3 separate regions of the Mus musculus genome follow, and all the other regions are linked to region 1. Evidence: chromatin loops called from intact Hi-C (ENCODE). Cell type or tissue: left cerebral cortex. All regions are shown on one strand.

Region 1 (8,000 bases):
AATATAGGAGAGAGACAATGTCATGATCATTTTACCAGCTCTTTCCCTTCAGTATCCTTACCCAGAATGAGCCCATGACATTTCCTGTGACTTGCAGGCAGTGTGAAGTTCTCAGAGTCCATGACATTAGAAGTGCAGGGGCAGACAACATTCCTTAGCGCTACTCTGAAGGCTGAGGAGTAGTGCCCTGGGTGCCTTCTAGCTACATGCATGTAGGTCCTGCTTTTGACCATTGAATGCAAAGAGATGTAAATTTACCTTTTAGTGCCAGCTGTGATGGTCATCTCCAGAGGCTTACTGTTGGATAAACTCACCCTTTCCAGCTCTTTCTGAACTCTAGCTGGCCCGTTCAACTCAGCTGTGCTGGCCCAAACTCCTCTCCAAGCTGAATGATTCATACTGGCTTTTCTTCACTTCTCACTGACTCACTCCGATTGGCCTCAAACTAACTCTGGCAATCTGTTCTAATCTTCTGGTGTGCTGTCTTTACCTGTCCCAGTAAAACTGCTTCTTCTCTTCTCTTCTCTTCTCTTCTCTTCTCTTCTCTTCTCTTCTCTTCTCTTCTCTTCTCTTCTCTTCTCTTCTCTTCTCTTTCCCTTCTCTCTCTTCTCTTCTCTTCTCTTCTCTTCTCTTCTCTTCTCTTCTCTTCTCTTCTCTTCTCTTCTCTTCTCTTCTCTTTCCCTTCCCTTCCCTTCCCTTCCCTTCCCTTCCCTTCCCTTCCCTTCCCTTCCCTTCCCTTCCCTTCCCTTCCCTTCCCTTCCCTTCCCTCTCTCCCTCTCCTTCTCCCTCTCTATCTCTCCCTCTCTCTCTCTCTCTCCCTCTCTCTGCTATTCTCTTAAGTTGCCTCTCTTTCCTATTCTCATGAGAGTTGAGTGTAACCTATCTCTTACCCATTCTATTAAATCTTTCTCTGATTTCTCACTTTGTTTGCCCCTAGATTAGACATCACTTTAAACCATGGGTGCTTCCTTTTACAAACTAACTTTACCTTCCTTGTTTGGGATTAAACGTCTGCACTAAGGGTGTGTCTGTATTCCTGTCGGAGGGAATAAAGGCATGTCATTCCATTCCAACTGGGTCACAGAGATGCAGGTGTTTGGATGTGATCCCTTGTCATAGCAGCCATTTACAGATTAAATTCCTCTACAGGGTGAGAGACTGTAACAGTGCTGATACTGTCATCATGTGTGGGTTTGTACATTCCCACTCTCTTATGGATGTTGACTTTAGTCTTATGTGTCTTTGGTTTGTTGACTCCATTCCATGGTTCTTCCCTGCCTCATGTTTGCTGCTCTCTTATCAATCATTTCCCTTTTTAACCTTTGATGATGCTTTCACATGCCCCATTTTTTCTGTGATTATCTCCTGTGGATGTTGGCTATCCTCCAGCATCCTGTAAGTTGGTACAGTGTTGGATGCCAGTACCTACTACAGAATCTACACAGTAATTAGATGACAAATGTCAGATCTCATATTATCTGTGAGAAAGTCATGTGGCTGAATCGACAGTATTCTTCCCCTCTATTGAGCATGTACAATATCTCTTGCTTGGCTTTCATTTAGTCTTTATTTGATTTTTTCCTCTCAAGTGCTGTAGAAGATATCATGGATTTAATTCTGCCTCTGTATTTTCACTAATTCTCATGTTAGTCAAAGACATGATCTAGTGCCCTTAGCACATTCTCACCATGACCCAGTGAAGCCAGAAGTAGAGCTTTCATAGTGTAAATTAACAAGAATGAATTTGATACCTTGAATGACTCAAAGTAAGGCAGGAACTGTGTTCATTCAAAATATGAAGCTACCAGTGTCCACATGACAGTTCCTCACACCGGTCTCAACAGGCTGCTTAACAGCTGCCTAGGAGCTGCCAATATTGTGATATCAAGCAGGTAGTTACTCTATTACTTGTAATAGCAATCCAGATAGGAGTTTTGGATTCCTTTCTACCCTCAGCTCTCCATCTTCTTTTACATTTCTTTGTTCCTGTACCCTTTATGTTCTTAAGAGATGTTCTGAGCACCACACATTTTTTTTCTTAAACATTTGCTGAGCACCTAGAGAGCATTTGCTTTGTGAGTTACTAACTCATCTTGTTTATTAGGTCATTTAAGCCCTACCCAGCCCTGTAGGCTTAGATTTTTCAAAACCTACTTTTAATAAAGGTTCCCTTCCAGCCTACCTTCCAAAGGTAGGGGAGAAAAGATGATGCATAGGACAAGGGTGTGTGAACATGTTTAGAAGTAGTTCTTTGAAATGGTTCCAGTCTCCATTTGTCAGGCTACCAGCAGTCTAGTTCAGTAGTGTCAGGAGAGCAAACATGAATCAGCAGTGGTGTTGGCATGATCCAGTAGAAACAGCTAAGCCTCAGCAGAGTCTGCATGAGTCAGCGGGAGCGGCCAGAATCTGTCTAGATACCAGGAGAAGTTCTCTGCTATGCCTCTCTCATTGAAGTCATGATCAGCTAAGACTTGAGACCAAGTGTTGCAAAGCTCGCTATGCAATCACACCATCATCATCCTTTGAGTCCTATTTGTACTCTCTCCAAACATCTTGTGTTTTCCCATTGGTCTTGCCCCATCAAAACACCATATAAGTCGGCCTCACCATGTGAGTCTGCATGGCCCAACCAGAAACTTTCACTTCACACTCCCTTCCCCATTAGTACTATTTCTCCTTTCCTCATGTGTTTCCCCTCTTGTCAAGGTACAAAATTCTGAATTGATGTTGTTGTCTTTTTTTTTTCCCTCTCAATACTTTAAATGGATCATTCCATCTATCTTGTGTGCGCCCTGGCTCGCCAGCAAGAACGATGCTGCAACAGGATCGTTCTGCACATGTTTATTGGGAGAGCTTGATTGCAGAGGCGAAGACACCCCAAGCCCAGAGCTGGTGCTGCTTATATAGGCCTAGGAGAGGTGTGTCTCACACCCGGATTGGTTATGCATGGGTTATGTTTACCACCTCATTTGCATGCCTCACATCTGATTGGTTAACTTCTCTCTCATCTGATTGGTTAACTTGTCTCTCATCTGATTGGTTAACTCTCAAAACCTCATCTTGGCAAAAAAAAACTTTACTGCCTATGTATGCGTGGTGGCCAGCGGTAGCCAGCACCACCCTGCAACGGCACATGTGGCTTTCCACACATCTACTTTTTATGTGTATGTGTATTTCTGTTGTGGGCACATGAGTGTTCATCTATGTGTGTGAGAGTACATATATGAATGGGTGTACATACATGCACATGGAGGCCAGAGGATAGCCTCCAGTATCATTCCACAGATGCCATCATCCTGTTTCTGTTTGAGATGTTTCACACTGGCCTAGGAGGAAGTTCAGTGAGTCCAGGGATTCACCTGGCTCTGCCTCCCCAGTGCTGGGTTGATTACAAGTGTGTACCACCGAGCCCAGCTTTATTTATTTATTTATTTTTAAGTTAGTTCTAAAGAAATGCTCAGGGCCTCATGCTTATACAGTAAATACTTGACCATTTCAACTTGGAACTGAGCTGTCTCCCCAGGCCTTATTTCATTCTTTCTAGTCTGGTTTCTTTCTTTATTCATCCTGAGTATTTTTCTTTCTTCAGGCTTCTCTCAAGACTTCTTTATTTTCTTTATATTTAGGGAAAGTTTTCTAGGTGTGGCATTGGCATTACCTGGTGAGTTTCTGCTGCGATTCTGCGCCTGTTGTGTGGTGTCTGGCACTGTTGATCCTGGCATTTCTTCTGCTCTTTTCTGCCATCAGAGATGTGCTAACACTGTTTCTACAGTCTTAGAAACTTTGTTTCTCTTTCTTTCAACCACCTTTTCTTTTCAAAATTGGAAGTTTCCATTGACATATTCTTTTTTTGTTTGTTTGTTTTGTCGAGACAGGGTTTCTCTGTATAGCCCTAGTTGTCCTGGAATTCACGCTGTAGACCAGGCTGGTCTTGAACTCAGAAATCTGCCTACCTCTGCCTCCCAAGTGCTGGGATTAAAGGCGTGCACCACCACTGCCTGGCTATTGCCATATTCTTAACTGAGATTTTTCTCAAGTGTGTCCATTACTAAGGAGCATTCAAACATCATGGACATCCTTGTCATTGTAGTCTCCTCCTCCTCCTTCTTCTTTCTCTTCTTCTTCCTCTTCTTTTCTTCTATTCTCATCTTCTTCCTTCTCCTTGTCACAGTTTTTAGTTAAGAATGTCTCTCTTTCTTCTTACATCACTACTTTTTTTGTCTGCCTTTTGCATTAAATCCTTAACGTATTAAGTGTCAGTACTTTTTATAAAAACCCTCTGGGCTGATTCCAACGCTTTTGCCATGAATGTCTGACTCTTTCTTGATAGCTGTACAGTCTTTTAAAACTGTATTTTTTTGGAGGGGGTGGTAATTATAAATGAGGGCACAGTGAAACCACTGAATTAGATTACTCTGTGTAGAAAAAAAAGTTTATTGGAAGAACAAACTGGGGGACTGTGTCAGAGTAGAGGACAGCAGCTCAGCGGGAAAGCAGGCAGGTTTTATATGATGGTTGAGGAGGAAGTATTTTTAGGGCATAAAAACATGCTGTGTGGGAACTAGAACTGGATGCCTTTGCCCAGATAGACCAGTGGAGGGCAGTTAAGGCTTTCCTTGTAAATAGAAATCCACTTTATGAGATTCCTGAGGAGTGCCAAGTTTAGGCTTCTTTTTACCTGGCAGGGTCCTCCTGTTGAGGACACGAGCAACAGTGCCATTTTGGGTCCCTGCTTTGGACATAAGAGTAATTTTTTACTAGGTGAAAGAAGCTATAATGTAGTGACCTTAAGTAGTGCAGTGACAGAAGAAAAACGTATAGAACAATGATTTCGGCCTCGTCTATCAGTGAGACTGTGTCCTGAGATGCCAACTTCTCAGCTGCTTCTTAGACTCCCTCACGCCCATGCCCATAACAGGATGACTGGGAGCAGCTGCAGCCATTCATTTTCCTTCCTGCTCTTCCAGTGGTCTGCAGTACAGCTGGGCTCTGTAGAATAGATGTTCTAAAAGATGGCTTGTGAAGACCAGAGTGCTGCAGAGAACCCCCAAATTAGCATGGTCATCCCTGTACCTTCTAAAAGCACGAAGGAAAATCTTAAGTAACAATTTTCCCCTTGACAATGTGGTGCAGCGCTGGAAGCAAGCTCCTGAAAGCCTAGAAACCTTTCTGCCACTCAGTTTCCTTGGAGTCCTCTGCTCCTGGAATTGTTCACAGTGCATATCCTGTAATTCCTCAAGTTTAGCGCCAATGCAGTCATCCCCTGGACTGTTCCCATTTAGTAGTGTTCTTTGCTTTCAGTATTATTTACTTTTCTATTGCTATGATAAAACACTATGGCTGAGGCAACTAATAGAAGAAACGGTTTCCGTGGGCTTATGGTTCCCGAGGGTTGGAATAGATGATGGTGGAATGAAGTCATGGTATCAAGGGCTCACATCGTGGACTGCAAGCATCAAGCAGAAAGATGGAACTGGGGATGGCATGGGGCTTTGAACCTTCAATACCCACACCAGTGACTTACTTCCTCCAGCATTGATGAACCTCCCCCCCCCAAGTCCCCAACTAGGCATCAAGTGTTCACACCTCTGAGCATATGGGGGAACCTCTCATTTAAACTTTATTATGTGTGGTGTGCTAGTCTCCCAGCTTTTGATATCCTGGATTGGAGAGCTTCAGGATGTTATATCCATTTTAAATATATAAAAGTCAACTCTGTTTTCTGAGGCTAATTAACTTGCTAGGGTACAAACATAACTATAAGTGATGGTGACAAATACTTTAACCACTGAAGTCTAGTTTTCTTCCAATTATAGTATAATTACTCCAATTGGTCTTTTTGTTGTAAATGGCATTTATATATTGTTACACTTTGAATAATAATTATATAATCTTTACCTTTTGGTCAAAGAGTACAAAGTATAAGTCAGAATTCTTTGAGTTTTATTGCACAACATGGTGAGTAAAAGTAACAATGATATATTGTATGCATCTGTCATAATACTGTGTTACTCCCATAAACAGATTTAGGTGTGATTTGTTAAATTATAATACAAATAATGCTCAATCAAACAAATGTATAGGTCTGGGAAAATATTTGAATTTTTCTGTATTCCATCAATAGTTTATATAATCCAAGTTGATAATCAACTGTGAAGTAATAGGTAGTATTTCTCATGTGTAGGAAAAGATGAGGTTGTAATTATAGTGGCCAGTGCACTCAAATCTGTTACCTTGTTCAACAGTACTATTCCTTTCCGGGAGACTGCCGTACCTCTGAAGAGTGTGTACCAGTCTCTCCCACTCTCCCCTGACTGTGTTACATCACCCCTGACATTGCCCTTGGTTTGATCTCAGATGAACTTTGAATAAACTTACCAGTTTCCGGTGCAAAAAACAAACAAACAAACAAACACCAAATTTGAGAAATTTAGGCAAAGTTCCTCAGTTCCCAAGAGCTTGTGAGGTGTAGGGCAAGCATTTGAATTTGAGTTCTTGACTTCTAAAACGATATTAAAATCAATCATGCTCCAACAGAAGGCCACACATTCAAGATATTTAGGCAGCAAAACTTGGTCTTGAATGAACATAGAGTTAGGTACATAAGGAAGGTGACGGTATCTGGGGAGAGTTAGAAGGTGAATCTGTGTAAAACACACGTGTCCAGTTAGTGCATTGTCTGCTAAGAACCCTTGCGTTTTGGTCATCATTAAAGGTAGGAGAAGAATGGACCTAAGATGTGCTTCACAGAAAAGAGTCAAAACTCCTAGAATGTAGATTTCTCTTCTGTTGATGAGTGTCTGGAGGGCATTTCCATGTTCGGTTAAGATTCAAATACACCAATTCATAGCCCTGAATGTGAGTAGACATGAAGTTTCAAGCAGACATGATTTGATTATTAAAAATAGCATTTAGTTTTGAGAGGGAAGAAAGCACAGATCTCATGGTTCAGGATTGCACTATTGAACATGTGGCAGTTTTCACTTCACACAGCACTTCTTCTAAAATAAATATTTTGTTTTACCTCTTTTTTTTTTTTAGATGATTAAAAGATTTACAATTGCCTAACCAACTATTCCAAATCAGGTCTTATATGTCAGTCAGCTGACAAAGATTTCATCAAATTGACTTAAACCAGAGTCACCTGGGAACAAGGAGCCTTGATTGAGGAATTGCCTCCATCAGATTGGCCCGAGCACATGTCTCTGCCTCACACAGATTGGCTTGAGCACATGTCTCTGCCTCACACAGATTGGCTTGAGCACAGTCTGTGAGAGCATTTTCTTGATTAATGATTATGGGTGGGGCCAGCCCACTGTGGGTAGTACCACTCCTAAGCTGATAGGCCTAGACTGTATGAAAAGAAGCTGATGAAGCTAGAGATAGCAAGCCAATCTTCAGCCTTCCTCCACTGTTTCTGCTACAGTTCTCTCTTGTCTCTTGTTTCCTGTCTTCAGTGCCTGCCCTGGCCTTTCAGGATAATGGATATATAATCTGTAAGCCAAATAAACTCTTTCCTCTCCCAGGTTGGTTTATCACAGCAGTTGGAAGGAAACTTTATTATCTGCTTTCTGTTCCTGGCACAAAGACCTAGGAAATTTAACTTAATAGACAAGAGTCAGAAGTTTCAGTGGGTGGTCATTGGCCCTGTTGTCTTTGGGCAGATGGTCAGCACATGGTAGAGGAAGATGCAATCAGAAAACAAGGGTACAGATGAGAGTATTAGAGTCTTGATATCCCTTTCAATGGAAAATATCTACTGACCTACTGCTCCCCACTCTCAGTGTTCCATTATCTAATGGTTGGTCTATAAGTTCATGACCAAACCTGTAGCACATTGGCTATTGTGGGGCATCTATACAAATCGCCTTCCATCTGGTTGGCCAGTGAGACACTTGGACATCCATTTCTTGTTTGCTCAGCAGCCTCTGAAACCTAACTTGTTCTCTTTGTGCATTTCTGGTTCCCATTTGTCACTAGGACTAATAACAAGTTGTAGT
Region 2 (8,000 bases), 700 kb after region 1:
AATATATATTTCTGGCTCTCATTGATTGTACAAACAAAACGTGCCTCAAGATATCCTCAACACATGTTCCTTTCCTTTCCTCCTGGATGTCCCGGATACCTTTCCAGGACAAAACCATCGAGGTGACTGGCAACTATCTGCCAATGTTTCAGGCTCAACTAACTCATTGCCTTTCTTCTTTCTTTATTTCAATGTCTAATTCTGTTTTTCTTTGTTTTGATTACAATCATCCTGACGCCTATAGAAGATATGCTATTTTAACTCATAAACTCAGTTGTGAAAAAAAATACACAGCTTTCTTTTCTATACCTCATCTTCAACTTAAAGCACCATTTTTCTGATGGAAGAATAATGGCTTGTCTGTTGAGTGTTGGTGTGTTAGACACCGTTCTGAGAACATGAACCCTTTAAGTCTTGGAAACATCCCACAGGATAGATGCATAGTCAGGACAGATAGAAGAGAGTGGGGTTCAGAGGGGTGAAATGTCTTTACCAAGACCATGCTGTAGGCAGTATCAGAGCTGGAGACCAGAGGCAACACGGGTACAAAGTTCATTCTCAAAACATCTCCCCTAGGTCCCCTCAAGACAGCCTGGCTGTAGCTCTCATAACACATGTCTCAACTTCCCCCTGTTCTCTGGCCATCTCCCCATTACAAGACACTCCTTACTCACAGGGCACACTAATGTTCCTTCTGTCCTGTCATCGTGGTCATAGCATTCTGACCTTGGAGGAACTACCAAATACCAAAGTAGCAATGTCAGACAGACTGACAAGCAGAGAGGTGGGGACTGCTCCAAAAATGGTACAGGAGCAGGTCTCCACACTCTGGACTTCACATCCTTCTCAATAGGATGGAATTATTAATAATCTCTGTATTCATAATTTCTAGAGCTAAGACCTTTCAAGCTCCAAGATGCTATTATTCCAAATGAAAAATGACCATATCTAGTAACACAGTAATTAACTCACAATTTTGATAATAGTTGTTTAGAACAAACGGCCAACCCTGACTTGATTGACAGGATTATTTTAGCATGGGGAAGTCAGGGCCTTCTGTCACTGATTCGTGCCTCTTTTCTGCTCCAAGAAGGAAAAGGTAGAGTCTGACTTTCTCACGACAGATCACACAACAACTTGTCCCAAAGAAAGCTGGCTGCAGAACTGGAGGTCAACTGTGTCTTCTTCATTCCCAGAGCCTAAATGAGAATGAAGGCTGAGTCCCCCAGGCTTCCTAATTGTGAGGCACCATACAGCGACCTAAAACAAGACTGGAAGCTATCACTGAAGAGGAGGTACCTGAAATATAATCCTGATCTATAGAAGTGTTTCTCCAACTGTAGCAAAAAACTAATCTTTAGATACATTTTATTTATTTATCTATTTAGTTTGTGTATATGTGTGCTCATCTACATGATTTTATGTTCACCACATGTGTGCAGGAACCTCTGAAGGCCAGAAGAGGGCGCTTAACCACCAATAACTGGAGCTGCATGCAGTTGTGAGCTGCCATGTGGGCTGTTAGACCAAGTCCAGATCCTCAACAAGAGCAGTAAATGCTCCTAACCCCTGAGACATCTCTCCAGCCCTGAACAACTTCTTTAAAGTGTATATACATTGTATATCAGCAGATTATGGAATTTAAAATTTATATATTTAAAGTACAATAAAGTGGACATCAAGGAAAATACATTAAAAAGACACACAAAATCAACATATATAAAATTGCAATCCCAATAAACTTAATCAAAATAAAAGTGAAGACGACAACAACAACAACAATGTGGAAGTTATGTAAATAGTGCATCAAAGCTGAGAACTCAATAGAACAGAATGGAGACTTGCTGAGTGTGCGCGCAACTTTACTCGTTCGCTATCACAAAAGCAAAACACTGTGAGGAAGCACCGATCTGCAGCATTGGGTTGTCTTACATACTCTGAGGAGCACCACGAATGTCAGCCACTAAGCTTGCTCTAGTTGTTAACCTGCTAGGGTTGGCAATGATGCTATTCATAGGAGTAGCATACTTCAATGACTGTTTCATTAACACATAATACACAGGTCAGTCTATCTACACGTAATTTAATTTCCATCTGATATAAGGTAAGTGATGCTAAATTTTCAAATTTGTTCTTTAGTCCCAATCAGTCAATAATTATAAAAATATCTCATGTAACACTGTACCTCAATTTACATGTGTAAATTTCAAGTGTTGGAGGAGTTCTGGGAGATACTTCTTTTTAGTGGGCATCTTGTAACAGAGAAATTGTAGACACACTTCAAGCCTGTCAGGGATGGATGATGTGTCTTGTGGGTGTATAATGCCAAGACCATCTAGCACCTCACCAATAACTTTGCTGTCATTGAACAATCTACAGAAGTTGATTTTCCAAGCTCCTCTCAATTTTGGCTATTATCAAAAGATATTGTACACTCTTTCCTTGCATCTATGTATCTAGATAACTGAATGCATTGAAGGGGTGTGTGTCTGTGTGTGTGTGTGCCTGTGCATGTGTGTAAGCCTATACTGTCCAGTCCATAGCTTTCAAACACTGGCATGACACTGATTTATCTGACAGAATATCCAAGTCTCTGCTCTGGCTTGGTTTGTGTATTCCCAAGGATTCTTGTGTTGGAGGCTTGTCCCTGCAGTGGCAGTGTCTATGACTCATAGTTAGGGCATTGGTGGACCTCTCCTGGTTCCTCATCTAGTTCACATACATGAAACTGGGTCGCAGACCCCCTCTTTAGCCTGCTGTCTTATCTTGCTTTCCCTCCTGCATGTGCACCAGCCATGATGACATCTACTATAGGACTTCACCACAGACCAAGCAAATGAGGCCACCCGACATCAGGCTTTTGGCCCCCACGTCTGGGACCTAAACGGAGCATTTTTCTTTGTACATAGTCCAGCCTGAGCCATTCTGTTGCAATGAAAATGGACAACCATGGCTTCTTCCCCACTTCAAATAGTCTAAACAGAACATGCCTTCTATAATCATAACTCAGCACACAAAACATGCTTATGAGCAGTTCCATACCCTTAGTAGTATCACATAATGAAGACAGCAGTGTAGGACGCAGCACATAAGCTCAACATAACTTACAATTTTGACCATGTTATTGAGCAAACTATTTCCTTGACTCACACTTTTCTCCAAACAAGAAACTCCTCCGTGGAGGAGTGCGTTTCCATCACTCTGACAAGCGCCATTCCAGACTGCTTTCCTAAGCTTGCAGGTGCACCATTAGAGGATAAGCCAATATAAGCTAAGCTGCACAGTGTAGTGGCAGCCAGTGATCAAATGTGGAGAATCACAGCAGTGTATATGTGCAGTGGGAATTTCTATGTATTTACACGTTAGTTCATTACAAGCAATTTGTAAACGGGTGTCATTTGGGGGAGCCTTTGTCTACCAGAACACAGGGGAGTCAGCTTTTGCTCATCTCTCCAGCCTCTTACCTCATAGAACCTCCCCAGCTTGTCCATCCTCCCATGTATACACCTCTCCCTCTCTCCTTCATGCCCTCCACCTCACATATTTCCATGTGTTCACTTTACAAGCATGTGTTTGATATATGTTCTCTTCTTGAATATATTCTAAGGATACAGACCAGGTCCCCATTTGCTTATCAACAGATTCCCAATGCCACAAACATTAAAAGTGTCAGGATTCACTGAACTTTTCTTTGTTTACAGAGTCAGCCACAAAAAGGGCTTACATCTTTACTTAAAAAATACAAAATAATATTTTCAGACACGTTGAATGGGAAAGATGGAAAATGCTTCCTTCCTTTGATCAAACAGCCAGGCTCATTTTTATCGAGTCTTTAGATCCTGGGCTTTTATTAGGAAGAGAAACAAAAGGATAAAGGGAAAGTGGAGAGAGATAGGGTGAGAAAGCAGAGAGAGACGAAGGAGACCATGTTGAACCCAGCGTACAAGCGTGAGGTTTTCTACACTGACCACTGGCCCTGTCTACAGTGGTCTTCTGTTTGTCTTTGCAGGTTTCTTCTCAGTTCATTCTGACCTGATAAACTTGCATTCCCCGAGGGGCACTTTCTCTCCCCCTCCCCCTCCCCTCCCCCTCCCGCTCTCCCTCTCTCCCAGCATGGTGTGTTGACTCATTCAGGTCTTCATGCCTGTACCACTGGGTGCCCGTTTCTGTTGTGGCGCACACCACATCAGTGTTATCATGTTGTTTCATCCTCTGTTTCCCCTCTACCTAGATCATTCCTTCCACAAAGGTGGAAACGCATTATTCTTGTTCCCACTACTGTAGCAAAATACTGTATATTGTAATCACAAAAACATCAGAAATGTGTTGCTTTTAGTTTGAGAAGATTGAAATTCTAAGACCAGAAACGAGTAAGTTTGGCATCAGATGGGGACTTACTCTCTATAAAGGGTACCTCCAAAGTCTGGTTACATAAAGGAAGAAAATGATGATCTTTTATAATGAAACTCATCTCACTCACGAGGGCTCTGCTGCCTTTGCAATTTAACCATGTCCTATACGTCCTACAAGTTCCTATTATCACACTGAGTATTAGATATCAATGTAGGCATTAGGAGGACACACTTTCCAGACACAGCAGCTGGTATAGATTTCAGTGGGTGTTTGCTAGGACGTTGAATGAGCGAGGATGGGGGCAGTGAATGGAGGATGGAGACAGGCTAAAAAGGGATGACTATGTGGGGCGATGACTGGAAATAAAGCCAGCTTGTAAAAGAAGTCCAAAGAAAAGACAGGAAAATGGAGAATGTAACGAGCAATGTTGAAGAGAAATGCAGCCTCTACAGCCTTGCCCTGGGCACTTAGAGATCACAGGAGCATCACTGCCAAGCAGCATCTACATCCTGGCCTGAGTGGGTGTCATCTCAAGGCAAAAGGTGATCACATGATATTTCTGCATTGATCCAGTTAAAATGAGCAAGGGCAAGCCACATAATTTAAAGGGAACCCTAGCAGAGCAGATTTGTATGTATTTTAGCATTGCTTTGCAATTGTTTATTTTTATATGTATAAGTAGTTTATAGTCACAATAATGGGTGACACCCATTATTATATATATGTTTCTTCAGAAAAATATAAATGTAGTTTGTCCTAAATCTCCACTATAAACCATCCCATGATGCTCAAACCCTGAAGGCAGGGTCTGGAGCTCTTCTTAACTGTTTCCCTGACATGTATGCCTCTTTATTTTCTGTGGTTCACACTTTAAAATCTCATTTACCAGCCCCCCACCCCCACCCCAAATCGGAGGCTACCACCACCGTCTCCATACACAGCCTTCCTTCCCCTTTGAGATTCACAGCTTTGAGGAATCACTCCACGTTTGCTTGGTGTTGTTATATAATCAATACAAATACGGATAGCATTCACTGTGTTACATTACCTCCTAATGTGTCTATGTTGGTAAACACTCATATGTTTAGATTTCTTTTTTCTGTGCTTATTTATGGAGTGCTCTGGTCTGATGGCTTGAGCTAGGGGGAGTGAGACATTTACTGCACTCTGAGAGAGGAAAACAGGCAAAACTTCAGGGTTACATTTTCCTCAAAGTAGTTAAAATTGTGAACACTCAGTAAGATGGGAATAGAGGCCCCCAGGACAGGTATATGTTTGGCTAAACTTGAAGACAAATAGATCTCAGTTATTAAAGGCTGAAAGTTGTGCAGCTTTGAAAAAATTCTTAATGGTTGCTAAAATACATATGCCTATGTAAGCATAAACTAAATAAACAGCAAAGCTTGCAAAAAGGGAAAATACATGTTATCGTTCAAATTATCCAGCCAAGATTGGCTTTATAGGCTCCCTTTAATTAACAGGAGATTCCTAAAGTCCCGGATGCCCAGTTAAGTGACCTCTTGTTAATAAATAATGGAAACTAACAAAATTTAGAAAATGTAATCAAAATCTGCTAGCAATTACTTAAGATATTTTATGACTGAGGTACACACAAGAGTAACTTCCCAAAGGCTCATACCCCAAAGGAAGGTGTGGCTAGCCAATGAGACACATATGTGAGGAAATGGCTGGATGAAGCGATACCTAAAACATGATGCACTGAGCTCAGGGGGCCGACAGAAATGGGAGGCCAGGGGAAGTCTCAGAAAGGAGGAACCTAGCCTGAGCTAGGCTCCAGAGGTAAAAACAAACCTTGACAGATGGCTGGACACCATATGCAAACATTCCTCCCTAGTGAAGAATGAAAGTGTCACCAGTCCAGTCATACAAGGTGGAAGTGTAGGAAACTTATTGGTGGACAGCCAAGCGAGGCTTTGACTTTTATTTTTCAGGGACACATGTTCCCTGCATGTGGTACTGGGCTGTAGGACATCTTACTCAGAATCACCTGCACTTGGGCATATTCCCCCATAGCCTCCTACACTCCCTTTCTCATTCCTTCCTTTCCTCTGCATCCCACTTTTTGTTCTAGATACTTATGTTTCTATTTTCATATTACACACACATGCGCGCGCGCGCACACACACACACACACACACACACACACACACACACATTACTTTATGTCTATATAAAATCTAGGTGCCACAAAGGAGAAAAAACAAGCCCCAAGGCTGACTTATTTCACTCAGCATGATTATTTATTTCTAGTTGTATTCTGCTTCCTGAAAACATAACTATTCTTTATGGCTAAAATATTCCACTATATGAACCAGCAAGATGGCTTAGTGGGTAACAGTGCTGGCCACCAAGTCTGATAATGAGTGGGACCCCCAAGACCCACACAGAAGTTGAAAAGAACCAAATCCCAAAAGCTGTCCTCTGACCTCTGCACACACGCCCATGTAAGTACATACATACATGCATACATGTATGTATACATGCATATCTACATATCTACATATATACATAAACACACACAACTAAATAAATGTAATTTAAAATTTTTCCAAGCATGCCACATTTGCTGCACCCATTCCTCTGTCGTTGCACATATGGGTTAGTTCCATAACGTATTTATTGTGAATCAGTGATGTGATGCATCTCTGTGATGTGTGGGGATTTACCATCTTCTGGGCAAATGCCCAGGAGGGATGCTGCCAGGGCATGCAGATTACTTTTAGTTTTCTGAGGACCCTCCATACTGACGGTGAGTGGAGTACTGTTCATTACCTCCAGTAGTGTGGGCGTGGTCTCTTTTGTCCACATAACCAGCATTCATCATTTGCCTTCTTAATGACTGTCTGCCATCCTAACTGGGGTGACATGGAACTTCAAAGTAGACTATGTTTTTATTTCTCTACAGTTGATGAGATTGAACATATTTTTCATACACTCATTGCCCATTTGTAACTAATCTTTTGAGAATTTCATTTATTATTCCTTTTACCAGCTTCCCCCCAGATTCTCCCTCTTATCCAAATTCTCTCTCTCTCTCTCTCTCTCTCTCTCTCTCTCTCTCTCTCTCTCTCTCTCTCTCTCTCTCTCCCTCCCTCCCTCCCTCCTCTCCTCTCCTCTCCTCCCCTCCCCTTCCCTTCCCTCCCTTCCCCTCCCCTCCCCTCCCCTCCCCTCTCTTCTCCTCTCACCCCTCTCTCTCTGCTCTCTCTCTTTCTCAGTAAAAAGTAGACATCTGAAAAGTAATAACAAAATCACATTAAATAACAAGAGCAAATAAAAACTGGAATAGGATAAAACAAAGAAGCAGAAGAAACAAGCCAAATACAAAGCACAAGAAACACTTATAGACACGGGCACAGAGACATACATTTGCACACACAGAAATCTCAAAACAACACAACACAAACCATAAGACATACACATAAGACCTATAAGATAAAAAAGTTTTATTTGTTTTTAATACCCTGCTGAAGCACCATGATATAAAGAACCTCCAAAATTGCTCTTGAACTTATACTGTGTTGGCTCTCTATGCTGCTGAGTGTGGAGCCTGCCTGCCCTTAAGAGTGGTTTGTAGACCCAGGTAGACTTTGTTGGAGACAGCCACTTTTTCCATTGCAAGCAATTAT
Region 3 (8,000 bases), 350 kb after region 1:
GGATGTATTCTGCATGTATGCCTGGATGTGTGTAGCAGTATTCTGCTAGCAGCCTTCAGATGAAGATGTAGAACTCTCAGCTCCTCCTGCACCATGCCTGCCTGGACACTACCATGCTCTCTCCTTGCTGATAATGGACTGAAGCTCTGAATCTGTAAGCCAGCCTAATTAAATGTTGTCCTTATAAGAGTTGCATTGGAGCTGGGCAGTGGTGGCGCACGCCTTTAATCCCAGCAATCGGGAGGCAGAGGCAGGCGGATTTCTGAGTTCGAGGCCAGCCTGGTCTACAGAGAGAGTTCCAGGACAGCCAAGGCTATACAGAGAAACCCTGTCTCAAAAAACAAACAAACAAAAAACAACACCAACAAAGAGTTGCATTGGTTATGGTGTCCGTTCACAGCAGTAAAACACTAAGACAGGAGGCTGCCTTCCACCGCTGCACTGCCTGCTTCCCCTTCCATGGTGCAGGCCTCTGGGACTATGACTGCCTCTGGAACCATCTCCACTGCAGTCCTTCCACTATGCTTTAGAGATTAAGTCTTTTCTGAACCTCCATGGACGAAAAGCATGGATGTCAGCCTGCCATGCTATTTAGAGATGGTGGAACCTTCAAGGGTTTGGCCCCATGTAAGAAAGGTAGTCAACGGAACATAACATCTAGGGAGGTACTGGGTCCCTTGAATCCTCCGTTAACTCACCAAAGTCATGAGGGGAGCAGCTTTGCTCTACCAAGTGGTGGCTACTATGAAAGTCCCAATGCAATGGCAACAGGTGACCTCTTGGGTTCTTTCTTCAGTTGTTTTCAAACACACACACACACACACACACACACACTCACAGGTACACACACCACACACGTGCACATACATACCACACACATACAAGCACACACCACACACAAGCACACACCACACACACATACAAGCACACACACCCACACACCACACATATATACAAGCACACACATACAAGCACACACACACACCACACACATACAAGCACATACCACACACACACATACAAGCACACACACATACCATACACATACACATGCTCAGCTCCAAGACAGCCCCGGAGCACCTCTGAGTTCAGCTTGGTCACCTGCTATTTCAACTGGATGAAAGAAGAGGATGACCAACCTGGCCTGCACTCAGGCTTTCTCACTGAAAAGCTTAATGAACTTGGGCAATCCTCTTATCCTCCCTAAAGCTAGCATTTTCTGTTCTCTTAATGAGATGCAATTACACTGGCTTCTGCCTGAGAAAATTGACAATATTTTTTCAGTGCCTGGTGGTACAAAACAAGTCATAAATTATTAGTCACAAACATTATTATAGTTGTCATTATCATATCTGTCTTGAGATGCTGATTTCTGTGAGGCAGGAGGGAGGACCTGAGTTATAGAGAGATTCAATGCGAGGCTCCAGGGCTCGAGTTTAGCATCTGGTAGAATGGAGATGTTTCTAGAAAGATAATAGGATTCACTGCCCTCTGGAGAAAATGGGGCTTCAACTTAGTTCCAAAGTGAGCTGAGTGTGACCCTGTGGTATTGGAATTACACAAGTTACCCTCCATTGCAAAGCTTTGGGGAAATGTGTAGATTCTTTGAAAAATTTGTGTAAGAGAATTATGTCATAGGATATTAGAGGGATTATGTCAAGGGGTGCCATAGGAGAGGCATGTGGGAATGAATTCTAGGAACTGGATGCGATGGCTAATACTGTCCACATGGCAGGATCCAGAGTCATGGACGAGACAAGCGTTTGGATATCTGTGAAAGATTTTCTAGATTACATTCACTAAGATGTGAAGATAAACCATAAATGAGGACAAAGCCACTACAGGGGCTGGGACTGTGGACGAAATGCGCCCTGCCCTCAAGTTCTTGCTGCCATACCCTCCCTCCTCAATGGGCTGTGTCCTCAAACTGTGATCCAGAGCAAAGCTTCATTCTTTAAGCTGATTTCATCAGGTGTCTGATCACAGCAGCAAGGAACGTAACTACAGACATGGAAACACAGAAAACCCATAAAAACAACACAGGAAGCCGAAACATACAAACAAAAGATCTGTAAGGTTAAAAAAAAATTGCCCAGACAAAGCACTGTGAGATAAAAAACTAAAACAAAACAAAACAACTTCCAAAAGTGCACTGGGTTCATTTTGTGTTTGTCATATACTGCTGTGTGAGGAGCCCGCCCTAAGAAAGGTGTGTACACCCAGGGGGTTCCACTGGAAACCACTTCTTTTGCTTTTACCAGAGGTTATCAATTGGGGATAGATTCTGGGCCAGGGATGGCGACTTGGGTGGGGAATTAGGGAGGACTGGGAGGAGTTGGATGAAGGGAAACCACAACCATAGTATATTGTATGAAAATCTAATTTCAAAAAAGAAAGTAAGTAACTAAGTAACACAGCTGTCTACCCCAGGGCAGTGCCCACATTCTCCTGAGCCTCATGATGGAAAACTACCAACCAAATATATATATATATATATATATATATATATATATATATATATATATATATATATATATATATATATATATATATATATATGTATGTGTGTGTATATATATGTGTGTGTGTGTGTGTGTATGTGTATGTATGTATATAGAATATATAATTAATCATATTTATTGTATTATCAATTATAATTCTATTTATATTATATATTTATAACTATAATTATATAAATTAATTATTAATATGTCAATTGTATCCAATATTTAATATATCAACATTGTATAGTATATATATGTTTAATATATTAACACATAACTATATGATATATTAATATAGTTATATAATACACATATAATATATATTTATATAGAGCCAGGCATAGGTGGTTAATACCTTTAAGTATAAGGCTTAAAGGCAAATTATGACAAAACCAAACCAAAACAACAAAATAATTGTATATTTAACAAGTAAAACGTGGGGTGAAGTAATAATGAAATCCTTTCAAACAAAGATGATGGGCAAAGAAATGCTGAGCAGATGCAACCTCAGAAAGCAGGTCTGTCCGTACTTAAATCAGACAGTGGAATTCCATCACGGGGTCTTCACTAGGGTAGGAGGAACAGAATGGGAGCCAATGCTAACTTCTAGAGGATGGTAAACTGTGATTTTCCAGAGTTAATTAACAACCTTGAGTTCTTTATTCAGGAATTACTGTGAACCAAACCAGAATAGTAGTAAACCTTTAACAGCCAAATCATGGTAAAAGCCCTTTAAATGAAGATAAGAGAAATCTCAGAGGCCGCCGAAGGAAGCAGGGCCACGTTAATACAGCTGAGAAACGACAGAAGCCAGAGGCAGAAACCTGGAACAGGTACACTAGAATCTTTCACAAAACTAGAATGTAAAACTGTTAGGGTTAGAAGAAAATAAACATTTTTATTATTGCTCAAAAAGTCAACTTATCAAGAACAGTAAACACACTCGGCCCCCAGAAAATGCGTAAGAAACTAGATTGACAAGCCACAGTAGGAAAATGATCTAAATGCAGATGCCATCACTCAAGGCTGTAAGCAAGGGAGCACTGAGTTCATGGGAGGTGTTCCAGAAGGAGCAGCTACTGGTGCCACAGGCAGAAAGCCCTACTGACCAGGAGCAGCTGCTGGAAGCGGAAGTGCTGTCCGGTAAGGCTGCATCCGCGCTCCTCACTGCCGCTTCAGCCTGAGCGGGCTTTGACATCTGGGCGATCAGTATGGTAGCAGCTTAGATTTTTTTTGTTTTTGCCTTTGTTTCTCACTGTATAGCAAGCTGGCATCCAGGCTTCAAAAATGCTATGTACTGCCTTAAACCAGGCTTTAAGACTGTGCACTGTAAATCAGCCATCTGCTTCCTTGTGAGTCTGATTGAAAGTTATGAGATTTGTACACACACACACACACACACACACACACACACACGGAGAGATAGACAGGAAGAGAGGCAGAGAGACAGAGACAGAGGATGATACACACATACATAGACAGAGAGACAAAGAGACACACACAGAGGAAGTTGCGGATACAGAGAAAGAGAGAGAAACAGACACATAGACACACAGAGAATGATACACACACACAAGCGTAGGCAGAGAGACAAAGAGACACACGGAAAGAAAGTCACAGACACACAGAGAATACATACACACACACAGATTCAGAGAGAGAGAGAGAGGGAGAGAGAGAGAGAGAGAGAGAGAGAGAGAGAGAGAGAGAGAGAGAGAATTGTCTTCCCTCTCCCTTCAAGCAACATGAAGACTGGGGAAATCCAACCTATAAATGAGTAGGAGACCAACTTGAGTACAACAGAAAAGAATGGTGGAAGAGAAAAAAAAGATGAGATAGAAAATGTAAAGCATGCCAAAGAGTTAAAAATAACTACAGCATGTTTTCATAAAGAATTCAAAGGCACTGATTTAAATGCAGGGCGAGAAAAACTCAGGGTTTTACTTCATTTCATGTTCAGAGCTAGCATTGCTGCAAAGCAACAGTAGCATTCCTCTGTGGGTTCTGCGAGTCGGAACATCACATGCATTTCCACCCTTGCATATAAGAATGGTTTAGATTGACTTGAAGTTATGATTTAACCACACAAAGACATGGAAGATGAAAACGTGACAAGCACAGGGGTTCTGGGGAGGCCGCTCTGGGGGAGTGAGTTGGCTCAATGCTGTGAGGTGTGGCATTTGCATTCTCTACTGAGCAAGCCTGCAGTAAGTGGGCATCTCTTTGGAGCAAATGCAAACACGGAGCTCTGGCTGTCTTCCCAAACCCGCCACGCTGATCCAACCCAGTGGGATAAAAAGTTAAGACAAGCTGCAGAGTCTTACACAGTGCCCTGAAGTGTCTCCTGAAAATGACGAGGCAGAAACCAAAGCACAAAGAGGAAGAATTCAGAAAGGCATGAAGCAGAATTACTCTATCCATTGATCACTTTTCTGAGCCAGGCTAACACAGTCAGACCCACTTACTCCAGCATTCCATCGTCTCTATCTGCCCAGGAAGAATAGGGATGGAAAACAGAAATCAGAAGAGTCCAGCAACACTCTCATTACCTGTCTGTGTGTTTACCCAGAGAAGAAGGGATTAATAACCCAGTTTAATTAACAAGGCAGCTTTGTTTTTAAAGTATGTATTCTGGTGAATGCATGTATGTATGTGTGTGTGTGGATATGCATGTGGGCATTGTAAGTGTGTACATGTGGGTAAGTGTATTCATGCCTGTGTGTATTTATATGTACCCAAACATGCTTCTGTGCACACATATATGCTCAATGTGGTATATGCAACTTTGTATGTGTATGCCTGTGAGTGTATGTATGTACATACAAATGCATGTGTCTGGGTATATGCTGTATTGCATATGTATACTTATACATTCATGTGTGGGCATATTCACATTCAATTGTGCATATGTATGCACATGTACATTTGTGGGCATTGTGTGTATGTATATGCTATACACTCTTTGCACCTTCATGGTATTTACATGATGGCATATGTACATGTGCTAGAGTGTTTATTCATATGTGTGCCTACATATGTTTATATATGTGTGTGTGTGCTTTTGTGTGAGAGCACCTCCATCAGTGAATTGATGGGTGTATATGTTTTTGCCTTGTTCACATATATGTGTGATACATATGACTGTGTGTCCATATTTAACTGTGTGTACATGTATATTTGCATGTATGTATACATGCTCATTTTATGTGTACTCCTGTCCATGAACATGTATGTATGTGCATGCACACTTATATGTATTCAAATGTGCTTATATGTAAAAATATGTGTTTATATTTGAGGTACATATGTGTATATTTGCCTCTGTGTGTTTTTTTTTGCATGAGTACATGTGTATATATGTGTATATCCTTTGACAAAAGTGAAGCGAAACTATCCTGTGTGGCATGTTCTGGGGATGCATCAGTGAGGGAAATAATGATGCTGGCATCAGGGGAGTTAACTTCTAGCTGAAATCTGGCAATAAGCAATAAAATGATAATTATGTTCAGGGATGGTCAATGTTGTAAAGAAAGAATTAAGGGAAATAGACTTGAAAATGTTAGAGAATGAAGGATAGGATGAACAAAGGCCATCAGAGTTGGCACAATTTCTACAGTAAAATTTGAGCAGAAACATGGGGAAAATCAGAAAGGTATCATTAAGACACCTGGAGAAATAAATAAGGCAGAAGACATGAATGAAAATGAGTAAGACTCTGCTTTGCATGCTGGGATGAGGAAGGACCTGAACTCAGAGCCTTGGCACCCACATAAAACCTGAGCACATACCGGTAGCCCCAGTGCTGTGGGCAGGAGAGGGACAGGCTCACCCTGAGGCTTTCTGAACGGCTCTCCTGACTCCTGCTGAAGTCCACCAGGCCCAGTGAAACACTGTCTCAAAATTAAGGTGGTGAGCAATAGAAGTCACCTGATGTTGACCTGTGGCCTTCACACTCACATCCACAGATGTGCATAATGTGCCTGTGAATTCTCTCTCTCTCTCTCTCTCTCTCTCTCTCTCTCTCTCTCTCATACACACACACACACACACACACACACACACACACACACACACACACACACACACACACACACCACCCCAGGTAAAGCAGTAAATGAGACAGGCGTGAGGTTAAAGGATTATGGAGAAAGGATCTCAGAAATCCTTGTCCTCCATAGGTGGCTTTGGCTCCTGTTCTGAATTAGTGCACTGCTCGGTTCTGAACAGCAGAGTGACATATCCAACTTACACTCAAAGAATAAATTCACCTGTGTTTTCTTGTATAATAAACAAAAGTTACAGGAGAGAAAGACAGGAGATCAAAGGCACAGAAGGAGCTTGGGACAGCCCACTGGGTGTGTTGGTAGTTTAGCCACAATGATAGCCTGTTATGTGGCCACAGTACACAAGGGATATGTCCTCTCCCTCCCTCACACACTTGGTGCAGACTTGGAGCCTGCTGATGACCTAGACGTCAGGAGAAGTCTTATCACTCCCGCAATGAGGCCTGGGAGGGCAGGCAAGGCCCAGAGAGCTGCAATGAAGTAACTTGGCTTGGGGCTTTCTGCTGCTCATGGAATGGAGCTAACCTGAGTCCCCATAAGTGGCTTGAACCTCTCATTCATTTCAAAAAGCAGAACGCTTGGGCTTTCTCAAGTTTTCCCTATGATGAGTTTGAAGAGAAGGAAGGAGGCTTTAAGCTAACAGACATCCGAGAAATTGCCCTAACAGTGGGGAGGGAAGAGATAACCAGATTCCAGAGTTGTTTTTGTTGGTTGGTTTTGGTTTTTTTTTTTTTTTTTACACAGACAAAGTTTCACCTTTGGGTGGGATTCAGGGTTGAGATTGACAGAAGTTAAAGAGTTCCTCCTCTTAGTATATCTTAGCAAACTAAAAGCCTAGAAGACAGAAAGCATCCATACGAAAGAAACTTGTTTTATTTGTCCATGGATTTTTTTCTCTCAGTTTTAGTGGAGAGTTTATTTGAATATGAAGCCACGTTCTTTATTTTAAAACAGACAAACAAACAAACAAACAACAAAAACCGCTTCTCATTACCTCCCAACTAACATTCCTGGGGATGAGGTCCAGGCACTGATGATAGAACCTGTTCTGGACGTTCTCACTGCTGGAAGAGCTCTCCAACAGCAGAGCACTGTGCTGGCTTGGAATGATAGACCTACTGCCTCGTGTATTACTCACGCTGAACACTGATGGGGAAGTGAGGCTCTCTCAGATGTCTGAGCCGACAAAGCATCCCCTACCTGTACTTATTACAGATATATTTAAGTGTCTGAAGCACAGTAAAGGATCTTTAACTTGTAACATTTACTGCAAAAGTGACCTTTTATTATTTTATAGCTAATTAAGGAGGAAGCTGTGCTAGATCAGAAGAGCCCTAAAATAGTGGCCTGGTGGCTGTAAAATAAGAAAACATATGGTCCTGAGCACTGTGGGGTTCTTTCTGAGTCTTGTCAGAACAAAGCGGGATCCGGC

What was found. Peaks named below come from ENCODE experiments on the same cell type or tissue, not always from the same donor. Only the 100,000 strongest peaks of a DNase experiment are listed, where the experiment ranks them.
Region 2: a loop joins it to region 1, with 2.0 times the contacts of the local background. A loop is called at or near these places in 3 of 42 quality-filtered maps.
Region 3: a loop joins it to region 1, with 2.9 times the contacts of the local background. A loop is called at or near these places in 2 of 42 quality-filtered maps.

What each region holds. Positions count from the first base shown.
Region 1 is chr15:94,843,101-94,851,100 of GRCm38, forward strand. All of the region lies in intron 3 of Tmem117 (transmembrane protein 117), which reads left to right. Among named protein-coding and RNA genes, the nearest start is that of Gm31007, 48 kb to the right of the region's middle. In left cerebral cortex, a CTCF peak has its summit at 4,594 (motif pointing right); a DNase peak (open chromatin) is centred at 4,586.
Region 2 is chr15:95,538,177-95,546,176 of GRCm38, forward strand. No RefSeq gene overlaps it. Among named protein-coding and RNA genes, the nearest start is that of Nell2, 14 kb to the left of the region's middle. In left cerebral cortex, no CTCF peak of the experiment used is centred here; DNase peaks (open chromatin) are centred at 4,660 and 6,274; H3K27ac peaks cover 620 bases.
Region 3 is chr15:95,189,386-95,197,385 of GRCm38, forward strand. The region is part of intron 1 of Gm31075 (a long non-coding RNA gene); the gene reads right to left. Among named protein-coding and RNA genes, the nearest start is that of Gm31075, 10 kb to the right of the region's middle. In left cerebral cortex, no CTCF peak of the experiment used is centred here; DNase peaks (open chromatin) are centred at 3,802 and 4,717.